Linked DNA regions of Mus musculus: region 1 is linked to region 2. The links are chromatin contacts, found by Hi-C or POLR2A ChIA-PET in ENCODE. All regions are on one chromosome and are shown on one strand. The core of a region is the stretch at or near the end of the contact, and the rest is flanking DNA. Distances in the headings are between cores, read along the strand shown. Region 1 overlaps Gm32663 (a long non-coding RNA gene). Region 2 overlaps 4933411E08Rik (RIKEN cDNA 4933411E08 gene).

The links. Hi-C counts contacts between places; a loop is a spot of excess contacts on that map. ChIA-PET counts read pairs that join two places held with the same protein, here RNA polymerase II (POLR2A).
Region 1: a loop to region 2 is called in a map of heart, with 6 times the contacts of the local background. The contact joins two enhancer-like sites. A Hi-C loop is called at or near these places in 5 of 37 maps with a recorded cell type or tissue (gastrocnemius and heart). POLR2A ChIA-PET finds 5 or more read pairs at or near these places in 1 of 5 experiments (embryonic stem cell).

What each region holds. Positions count from the first base shown.
Region 1 is chr10:118,047,218-118,052,434 of GRCm38, reverse strand. The region is part of intron 1 of Gm32663 (a long non-coding RNA gene); the gene reads right to left. Among named protein-coding and RNA genes, the nearest start is that of Gm32663, 37 kb to the right of the region's middle. Within about 2 kb of position 2,923, at least 1 of the 3 ENCODE cell types and tissues checked has a DNase peak (open chromatin) inside an H3K27ac peak, as active enhancers do.
Region 2 is chr10:117,938,815-117,943,856 of GRCm38, reverse strand. The region is part of intron 3 of 4933411E08Rik (RIKEN cDNA 4933411E08 gene); the gene reads right to left. Among named protein-coding and RNA genes, the nearest start is that of 4933411E08Rik, 16 kb to the right of the region's middle. Within about 2 kb of position 2,841, at least 2 of the 3 ENCODE cell types and tissues checked have a DNase peak (open chromatin) inside an H3K27ac peak, as active enhancers do.

The sequences.
Region 1 (5,217 bases), core at 1,674-4,173, 110 kb before region 2:
TGACCCCTCATCCGTGACCCTTTTCTACACGTAGGGCTGAGGTGCTGGGTCAGGGATGAAAGGGCGACCACCTCCAACCTGACCCATAGGAGCGATCTGGGCGGCCACGCTTAGATGCTACTGAAAGATTACAGAAGGGTGTAGAAGGCAAACAAGGTTAGAAATGTCAAACATTCAGCCTGGGGGGAACATGCAGCCTGGAGAAAGAGGAACCGCGGCCTGGGGGGAACATGCAGCCTGGAGAAAGAGGAAACGCAGCCACTAAACAGCAGTAAAACAGGCAGAAAGGGAAGCAGAGGACATCGTGCAGATAGGATGAATTCGGATCCTTTCAGACAAAATGTGTCAGAACATTTCTATCTTTCTTTTTTAATGCTGACTAATTTGAATTGGCAATGCCTTCTTTCAGTGGGGTTAGATTCCTCTCTCCTATCCTAAATTCCGGACACCAATTTCCTCTCCGCCAACATCCTAAAGAGTATCAATTTCTTGGCCATCTTGCTTGAATATTTCATAGAGAAACAAATACATTCTTTAATTTTGTTACCTAATTTTTAAAATTACCCTGTTTTTTTTTAAATAAAATATCTTGGTAATCTTTTGACGTGTATTCATAAAGAGTATTGCCATTTTATGGCGACAGCATATTTCATTGTATAGGATGCCCATAATTTACTTAACTACTTCCCTGTTGACAAATATTTGCATTGTTTCAAATCTTCTGCTCTTACTGTAACACTGTGAGCATTTCAATCACTCTAGATAAATAAGTCTATAGAATAAATTCTGACAATGGCGTTCATGAGGTGAAGTATTCAAGATATACACAATTTTAAAGGCTGATTCCAAATAACTGTTCGTGAAGTTATACAAGTTTATTACCCCACTGGTAATGTCTGAGAACACCAATCTCCTCATATCTGTTCACATTTGACTTCCTTCTCACCATGCAACAGTGGTGCCCGACTTCAGGGTCCCAACTCTTTGGGAGTCAAATGACCCTTTCACAGGGTTCACCCTAGACACCAGAATATTTACACTATGAGATCTATACCACAATTCATAAAAGTGGCAAAATTACAATTATGAAACAGCAACAGAAATAATTTTATGGCTGGGGTCACTACAACCTGAGGAACCGTATTAAAGGGTCACAGCATCAGGAAGGTTGAGAACTGCTACCCTGCAACAGTAAAAATGACTATCTGGAGCAATTTGATTCCTAACTACAGCCGTATAAAGCTAGCTATCTCTTAATGTGTTTAACAAGGACATCCTCTTTTCTGTGGATTTTATTTTATTTTACACATTTTTCGCATTGGACTTGTGGCCTTTTTCCTATTAACTTATGAGAAAGTTCTATACATAAAGAAGATGAGACCTTGTTCACTAAACTGCAAATGTTTTCCGACTTCATATTTAATTTATGACTTTGTAATGGTACTTTAAAAAAAGGTGTTCTCTCTCTCTCTCTCTCTCTCTCTCTCTCTCTCTCTCTGTGTGTGTGTGTGTGTGTGTGTGTGTGTGTGTGTGTGTGTGTGTGTGTGTGTGTGTTGGTATGTTTATGTGGATGCCTGCAAGTGTCCACAGAAGCCAGAAGAGGTTGTCAGATCCCCTGCAATTGAAGTACAGGAGGTTGTAAGCCCACTGATGTGGATGCTGGACCTCTGCAAGAGCAGGCAAATACTGAACTGCTGAGCCATCTCTCCAGCCCCTATGTAGCTTCCTGCATTGCAGGAAACCGTATCCTCTGCTCACTTTCTGAAGCATCACACTGAATTGAGGTGAAAGAAGCTGAACCTTATTAGAAATGAGGAATGGGGCACAGCCAAGGAGGAACCACACCCTTCATGGTTTCTTCTTTCATTCGACACCATCACTACGTTCTGGTACTAATGCTGCCACAGAGCTCAGCCCGCTGACTAGACAAAAATCATCTCTCATGACATCAGCCACCACAGTCCAAAGGAAGACAGACTTCCTGGCTGAATCAGAGAGAAATTGATGCTCTGAGGTCTCCAAAGAATGCAGTGACCACAACAGATTTCCTTATTCTGAAGCTACCTCCTCAGACCATCCAATTATAAGAGTCCAAAGAATCAGCCTGCAGATGACTTGGTAACTGAATGAGCAAAGAAAAGAAAGAAGGGGGGAAATGACTAATGGAAATCACACTGCAAGCAAGGGGTGTGCCACACAGGACCCAAATTGCCGGCAGCAGATAAGCAAGTAACCTTGGAACCTTTCTCGAATGAGGGAGGAGGGAGCCCTTTTCAGAGGATCACATATCAAACGCAATACAGAGGCAGTGGTGGGAGGGATGATACTTCTGTTGTTATTGTTGTTGTTGTTGTTGTTAACATTTGTTTATTATTACATGTAAGTACACTGTAGCTGTCTTCAGACGCACCAGAAGAGGGCGTCAGATCTCATTACGGATGGTTGTGAGCCACCACGTGGTTGCTGGGATTTGAACTCAGGACCTTTGGAAGAGTAGTTAGTGCTCTTAACTGCTGAGCCATCTCTCCAGCCCCACGATACTTCTTTTAAGGGTTTAGGAAGAAAACTAAGCAGTTCTATAACAATACCAAGAAAATGGGCCAAGACTGTTTGCAAAAAGAATGTTTCCTGCATTTCTCAGCCCGATCTGTGGCGGTTTCGGAAAGCCACCAGCATTCTGTCTCATCTGAACCAATTCTGCTCCTGCCTTGTAGGATCCTGGGAGCCTTACCCTTGTTCACCACCTAGTCCAGTCCTCTACAGTCTATCGGCTCTCTGTGTGCTTCCTTTTTCTCCGACTGGCCTCTCTATATATAACTTTTGCGCTGGACCCTGGCAGCGCAGTCCCAAAACCTGGCAGAGCAATCTTCCCCATGCCTTGGCTTCCTGACCCACGTTCGGGCGCCTGTTCCTCCTGGAACACTGCCCTGAACTTCAGCCTCCTTGGCAAGGGCACCAGCAGCCCTGCCAGCATCCTGTTCCTCTCGGAGACAGGACAGAGTTCTTTTCCAACCCGGATGGTACTCCAGGCTCCTCTATGGTCACTCTTCTCTTCCTGAGCACCAACTGAATATTTCCATTTGCCATTGTTCCATCCGGTCCTAGTATAGATCTCCCTCCCTCTCCTACGTGGGAACTCACAGATACCTGTGTCAGCAAAATCAAGTCCCGATTCATCACACACCAACTCCACCCACTTTCAACCGTAAGTGTGTTTATTAAAAACAAGAAAATCGGAGGTCCAAAAACTCCAGGTTTGATTAATCCTGCAGCCCGCGGTTGTCATGAAGGATCTGAGACTTCTCTCTTGGCTCTGCTAAATGTGCTGCCTACTTTTCAGAGAGCTGCATAGCAGCGGACCTGATTGGGTTGGGAAAGTCTCCCCGGCACCCTAGGAACAATCGATTCATCCACTAGGAGATACTGGCCAGCCAGCTGCTGAGCTACTCATGGTGTGAGGGAATTTTGACTAGCATCCTGGCAGTATAATATCTAGAGACAGAAAGACATTTCTTGGAACGTCTGTTTTGGAGAGAGAGAGAGAGAGAGAGAGAGAGAGAGAGAGAGAGAGAGAGAGAGAGAGAGAGAGAGAGAGAGAGATTGAGATTTTTCTAGAAGCATCACAGCCCACCACATCCCCCTGCCATCTTGTCCTGGTTGTGTCCCGGTGTTAATGTTCTAGCCAAGACTGCCAAATGGATAGAATGACAGGTCCCCTGAAGAACATGAACAACTGCTGCCTCACTGTTTGTTGTGTGTTCTTTTAGGTGGGAGATAGCTGTACTGGCTGGTTTTGTGTGTCAGCTTGACACAAGCTGGCATTATCACAGAGAAAAGAGGAAATGCCTTCATGAGATCCAGCTGTAAGGCATTTTCTCAGTTGGTGATCAAGGGGGGGGGGGGGAGCGTCCATTGTGGGTGGTGCCATCCCCAGGATGATAGTCTTGGGTTCTATAAGAAAGCAAGCTGAGCAAGCCAGAGGAAGCAAGCCAGTAAGTAACATCCCTCCATGGTCTCTGCATCAGTTCCTGCTTTCTGACCTGCTTGAGTTCCAGTCCTGACTTCCTTTGGTGATGAACAGCAGTATGGAAGTGTAAGCCAAATAAACCCTTTCCTCCCCAACTTGCTTCTTGGTTGTGATGTTTGTGCAGGAACAGAAACCCTGACTAAGACACTAGTCTTTCTGCTTGGACCTCTCTGGAGGATTCAGTGTGTTTCTGAACTGAGTAGGCTATGCCACTGAGCTCATTTGTAACGTGACTGTGACTGTACCTAAAGAATAAAAGACAAGAGAAACAGCGTTAGAGGTAGAGAGCAAGGAAGGGGGAAAATGGCATAATATGGTATCCAAGTATGAAAATTAGCCCCAAAAATGTAAATTTAAAAATATTCCAAAGAAGTAATCTCTATGAAATGCATACAGATTTTTTTCTCACCATTCATCAAATGATAAATCATAATGGATCAAATGTTATCTAGGAAGAGAACTGCTCTTTTCTTTATATGGAAGCCTGGACTTCCATAAACAATGAAGCAGTTGGATCAGAATTAGTATTCTCCAGCCAGGCTTAACCTGCTCCTCTCTCCAGCAAGGATGCAGCCTGTGAGCTAAAATGCATCTCGGGTTTTTCCGGAGGCACTGCTCTGCACTCTGAACTGAGGTTGCAAAGTTATCAGGATATGGTGACTTGTCCGTCCCTGTGCGGCTGTCTACACCAGCTTGCTTGTAAGAAGGAACCTGAAGACAGCTCTGATCATGTCAACATGGCATCTAAATGGCCCTTCTCTGAGCCCCATCTAGTTTCCTAAGCTTCTCTCTTCGATTAACAAAAACAAACCTTTGGGGCTGGAGAGATGGCTCAGTGGTTAAGAGCACTGACTGCTCTTCCAGAGGTCCTGATTCAATTCCCAGCATCCACATAGCAGCTCAAAATTGTCTATTATTCCACATATATATATATGTGTGTGTGTGTGTTGTATATATATAAAATGTGTGTGTATATAACTATATATGTTGTATATATATAGTATATATGTGTTGTATATACATATATATAGTAGATATATAGTGTGTATATATATATAGTTTGATATATAGTATATATATATAGTTTGGTATATATTATATATGCACATATATATATAACATATATGTATTATATAATATATTAATATGTACATGCAAATGTATATATTTCAATTTCTATAATATTTATC
Region 2 (5,042 bases), core at 1,592-4,091:
ACCTCCTTCTACTTCACTCCACCATCGTCAGGGTGTGCCCTGTCTTCGTAGCCAAAGAAGGCTCTGGAAACGCTGCACAGCTCACCAAGGTCCCAGGTCCTAGGACAATGGGAATCAAGGAATGATGCTTTCTGACTCCTTTCAGGGGGTACTAAATGCCACCCTGTCTTTATTGTTGTTTTCTGATCTTGTTTATGTCTGTTACATTGTAGTGACAGCTTATCCCAGCTAAATTAGCATGTGCACATCTGGCTTTCACTTCATCTTCTCTATGAAATGGTAACAATGTTACAGGGAAGGTGGAGTCTTTCTTTCTCTTCCCTCCATTTGGTCAAAATGTAAATAAATCCAACGTTCTTTAAGGCGGTGGTTCTCAACCTATGGTTATCACCCCTTTGGAGGAACATGACCCTTTCACAGGGGTCACCTAAGACAGTTGGAAAACAGGGATAGTTACAGATGGTGCATGACAGTAGCAAAATTACAGTTATGAAGTAGCAACAAAATAATGTTATGGTTGGGGGGGGGGGTCACCACAGCATAAGGAACTGTATTAATGGGTCGCAGCATTAGGAAACCTGACAGCCGCTGCCTTTTAGAGGGAGGGGGAGGGAGAGGGAGCCGGAGGGAGAATTAAACACTCTAGCTTCTGTTTTCCCTTTTAGTCAAAGTAATTCAGTGTTACCCAGTCTGACTTCCCAGGAGATACTGCCAGGAAATGCTGCCAGATCTGGTAACTGAGGTGGGATGCTTTTATTGTTTCACATCAGCAACACCCTGATCTAGCCTGAAGACTCAAGAAAGAGTCTACAGGTAATAATTACAGACAAGAGAGAACCCGAAAAGAACAGATGTTTTGACACCGTTTCGACTTACCGTGTGTACGCATCTGTTCAGTGTCGGAGACACTTCGGGGGAAGAATCCTAATTTGCCACTCACTGGGTGCACTGCAGCAAGCTCTCTGACATCTCTGAACATCACTGTATTCATCTTGATGCTTCCGTTAATTGTTTATTTACTTTGTGTGTATGTGGTAGGGGGAGGGGGCACACACATACCCTGGCACGGGTGTCAAAGGACAACTTGTGGGAATTGGTTTTCTCCTTCTACCATGTGGACACCAGGCATCTACCTCAGGTCCTCAGGTGTGACAGCGGGCACCTTTACCCACTGAGACATCTCATTGGCCCAGTTTATCATCATCATCATCATTTATAGACAGGGTCATATTATGTAGCTGGTTGTCCTAAAATTTAGTATGTAGACCAGGCTGGCTACAAACTCATAGAAATCCACTTGCCTCTGCCTTCCAAGTGCAGAGCTTAAAGGTGCGTGCCACTATGTCCAATGGAGTTTATTAGTCTTAAAAGGCAGAAATGACAATTATACAAAAAGGGTTATTCAGTACATTAAATTGTTGATGTGTATTTAAATATTGTCTGTCACTCAGACTTATAATCCCAGCACTTGAACGACTGAAACAGAGATCAAGAGCTTGAGGCTAGCCTAGACTTTATGGACTCAGGAGTGGGGTCTGATTTCAGAAAATGAACCTGATTTTCTTGCTTTCTTGATAAAACTCTTTAAAGAAGAAAAGCAAGTCCTATTATATATATATATATATGTGTGTGTGTGTGTGTGTGTGTGTGTGTGTGTGTGTGTGTTACATATATATTATATGTGTGTGTCTATTTATTATATATTATATATTATATGTTATATGTTGTATGTTGTATATTGTATATACATATCCCTCTAAACACTAAAATCAAAGCCTCTGACTTGCTAGGTAAAGCAAGTCTGTATTAATGTGACCCATATTTAACAAACATTACCAGTTTTTGCTGCTTTTTTTCCTATCTATAATTTCTTCCCAGGCTCATGCCCCGTGTTTCAATCACACACATGGGTCCCCTCAGCAGAGCAATGCAGCTAAAATGAGAAGCATCCAGGAATACGTTTTCCAAGCACTGTCTGAGTCCTCGGAGGCCTCGAAATTATTTTCACAACAAAATAAATTTTAGTACATTTGATAGTTTTTCAGAGAAGGCCTGCTATGTGGAAGATACCAGGGAGATTCAAAGACAAGCAGGCTATGTGTGATGGGAGCTCAAACAGCTCTCACCTGCTGACCCGGCTCACACAGCCAGGCCCTCCCCACCCAGCCTATTTTTCAAGTCTACAAGAAATAGAGCAGACAAAATATTATGGGAAGAACATGGGTTTTTTCCCCCTAAATTCTGTAGATAAATTGCTTACTCTAAAAAATAACAAAGCAAAATAAAGATTTTTTTTTCTGCATTTCCTCTGGTGGCTATATGTTGTTTGAATTCAGCAAGAAATTACTCAATTCCCCTTTCCTAAACAGGCGCCATAGCTGCTCATACAGGAGACGCAGCACAGAGGCTCTGGAGAGACGATTTATAGAACAAGGCACCTCATATTATATATACCAAGCATGATGGCATTTAAGCAACTCAAGGGAAATACATTTTTTTACACTGTATCAGATATTCTGTACTAAGAATTTTTATGCAGTGCACTAGGTAAATTCCATGCAAAATTATTTTCCCTGAGAAGCAGCCCTTTCGGGGAGCCCCTGTCTGCCGTTTTTATTCCTCACCTCAGAAGACTAATCTAAAATGTGACCTTATAAACAGTGCCAGCAGACAAGGAGCCGAACATTTGCAAGGGAGTTTCACTCCCTGATGTCCTAAGTCCCCTGGGAAGAAGGAAGTCATGTGTCATTTCCCTTGCACCTCCAGGGAGCTATTTATAGCCCAGCATGTCAACGAAAACCCTGGTAACCGGGGAAAGTTAATGTGCCTTCCAAAGGCAGTAGTTCAGTATCAAATTCAAGGTGTGCATGTGTGTTCCCAGACACATTTACTCCACTCACAACTGCCTCTCATTCAGTATGAAGGAACCCCATGTGCCGTATTTACTCTGGTTTTCACATTACCCCTGTGACAACTCGGCAGGATCCTGAAGTTCTGAGAATATCTTAAGGGGAATTCCAGACCAAATGTTGTGGGTAATTACAGTCCAAAAAAAAAAAAAAAAAAGAAAGAAAAATGAAAAGTAAAAGTCTCAGAATTCTTCTTAAAAATTTAAGGAGATGCAAAGGCTACATAAGACCGAAACCACAATAAGGTTTCACTCTCTTGCTGGGGCAGGGCTGGGGGAGAGGGGAGAATCTGAAATAAGTTTAAATGTCAGCTATGTATACCTGACTAAATCGATGACGTAGCTATCTATAATTATCCTAATTTGCAAGGCCTTTATGGGGTTTGGTTTGTTTTGGTTTGTTTTGTTTTGTTTTGTTTTGTTTTGTTTTGTTTTAGATAACTCTGGCTTCTGGGCCAAGTGGAGAGTCCTTTTCCGAAATCCTTTTCTTAGACCAGTCAAGTAGATTCAGCTAGAGTTCTTTCTGGTTTGGTTTTAGTTGGTTTTGAGACAGAGTCTCTCTGTGTAACCCTGCCTGTTCTGGAACTCTTCCGTAGCCCAGGCTGGCCTCCAACTCCTAGAGATCTGACAGCCCTCTGCCTCCCAAGTGCTGGAGTGCTGGGGTTCAAGGCGTGCACCACCTTGCCCAACTGCTGCCAGAATACTGAAGGCAGGCCAAGCCCATCACAGTTATACCGATATGGAAATGGAGACCAGAGAAACTGGGGGGAAAACCGTATCTCAAAAACCAGCTCAACAAGCAGATCAAGAACCAGTTCCTTTCAACCTATTCTAAGCCCTGTCTGGCTGCAGGTCACAGGGAAGAGGTCAGCCAATGGACTTCTCCACTTTACGGCTGCATCCACCAAGTGTTAAGAACGAGACGACATCCACCAAGTGTTAAGAACGAGACGAGAGCTGTTCAGTTACCTGTGACCTTAGGTAGCAATGGGCAGCACCGAGCAATCGCGGTTGCTGTGACCTATTCATTGAATGAAAACTAACTAACAAGGCACGGAGACTGTGCACACCTGCAACCTCAGCCCTCCAGTTGTTGAGGCAGGAGAATGGTAGATTTTAGGCCAGGCTGGGCTAAACAGCAAGCTGTAGACCATCCTGATTTGTATAGCAGGGCCCCCTGGGTTCTTCCCTTGAGCTCCTGCTCTGATGTCATGTATAATAAAATGTTAGGTATAAGCCAAATTAACCCTCCCCTCTCCGGGTTGTGTTGGGTCCTAGAGTTGATCACAGCAGCAGCAAAGCAGACTGGAGCATTAATCCAGAGAGACAAGCAGGGAAGAGTTTTGAAGCCTGGGCTGAATGTACTATTTCCCAGATAACTCGGTTCCCAGCTCTGAAGGTGTCTCCCCATTTTACAAAAGGGACTCCTGACAAGCTCCCACATCAGGAGGTCATCCCTGAGGCAAAAATCTATGGAATGGAAACTTCCAAACACAAATCAAACCCTGCCCTTTCCTTTCCTCTGGCTTTCAGCTCTAAATATAGCACCAATCAACACACGCTAATCAGAAAAAAAGGCTCTCACTCCTTCACCATAAAATGTTGGCCTTTCTTTTTCTTCCTTTACCTTCGTTTATCTATTTATTTTATGTGTCCTATTCTGTAACCCAGGCTGGCCTCTGACTCAGGTAGTGGCACACTATCTATGATCCCGGGACTCAAAGAGGCAGACGCAAGAAGGTCATGACTTCCAGGCCAGCCAGGACTTGAAAACATGCTGAGAAAGAGAAAGGGGGTTTAGAGGTAGAGACAGAGACCAGGGGATTTTAAAATGACAACATCTCCAAAATTCTAGTTTTAGTTCTATATCTGGATGACAACATTTCTTTGAATAGCTTTTCTGCTGATTTGTACAAATACATCCCCTTTGCAAGCATGGCACCTACCAATGTGGGTATACTCCCTCATTCCAGGATGTCTAAGTCTAAGTGCTGCCTCAGCCGACCATCTATCCCTCAAGGAGTTCGTTTACTGGGTAAGCAAGCCCACAAATAATTAAGACATTGTGAGATAAGGTACCGATCAGTTTCCGTGGGAACGAGCAATCTTGCTTGAGGTGTTAGAAAGCAGTTCA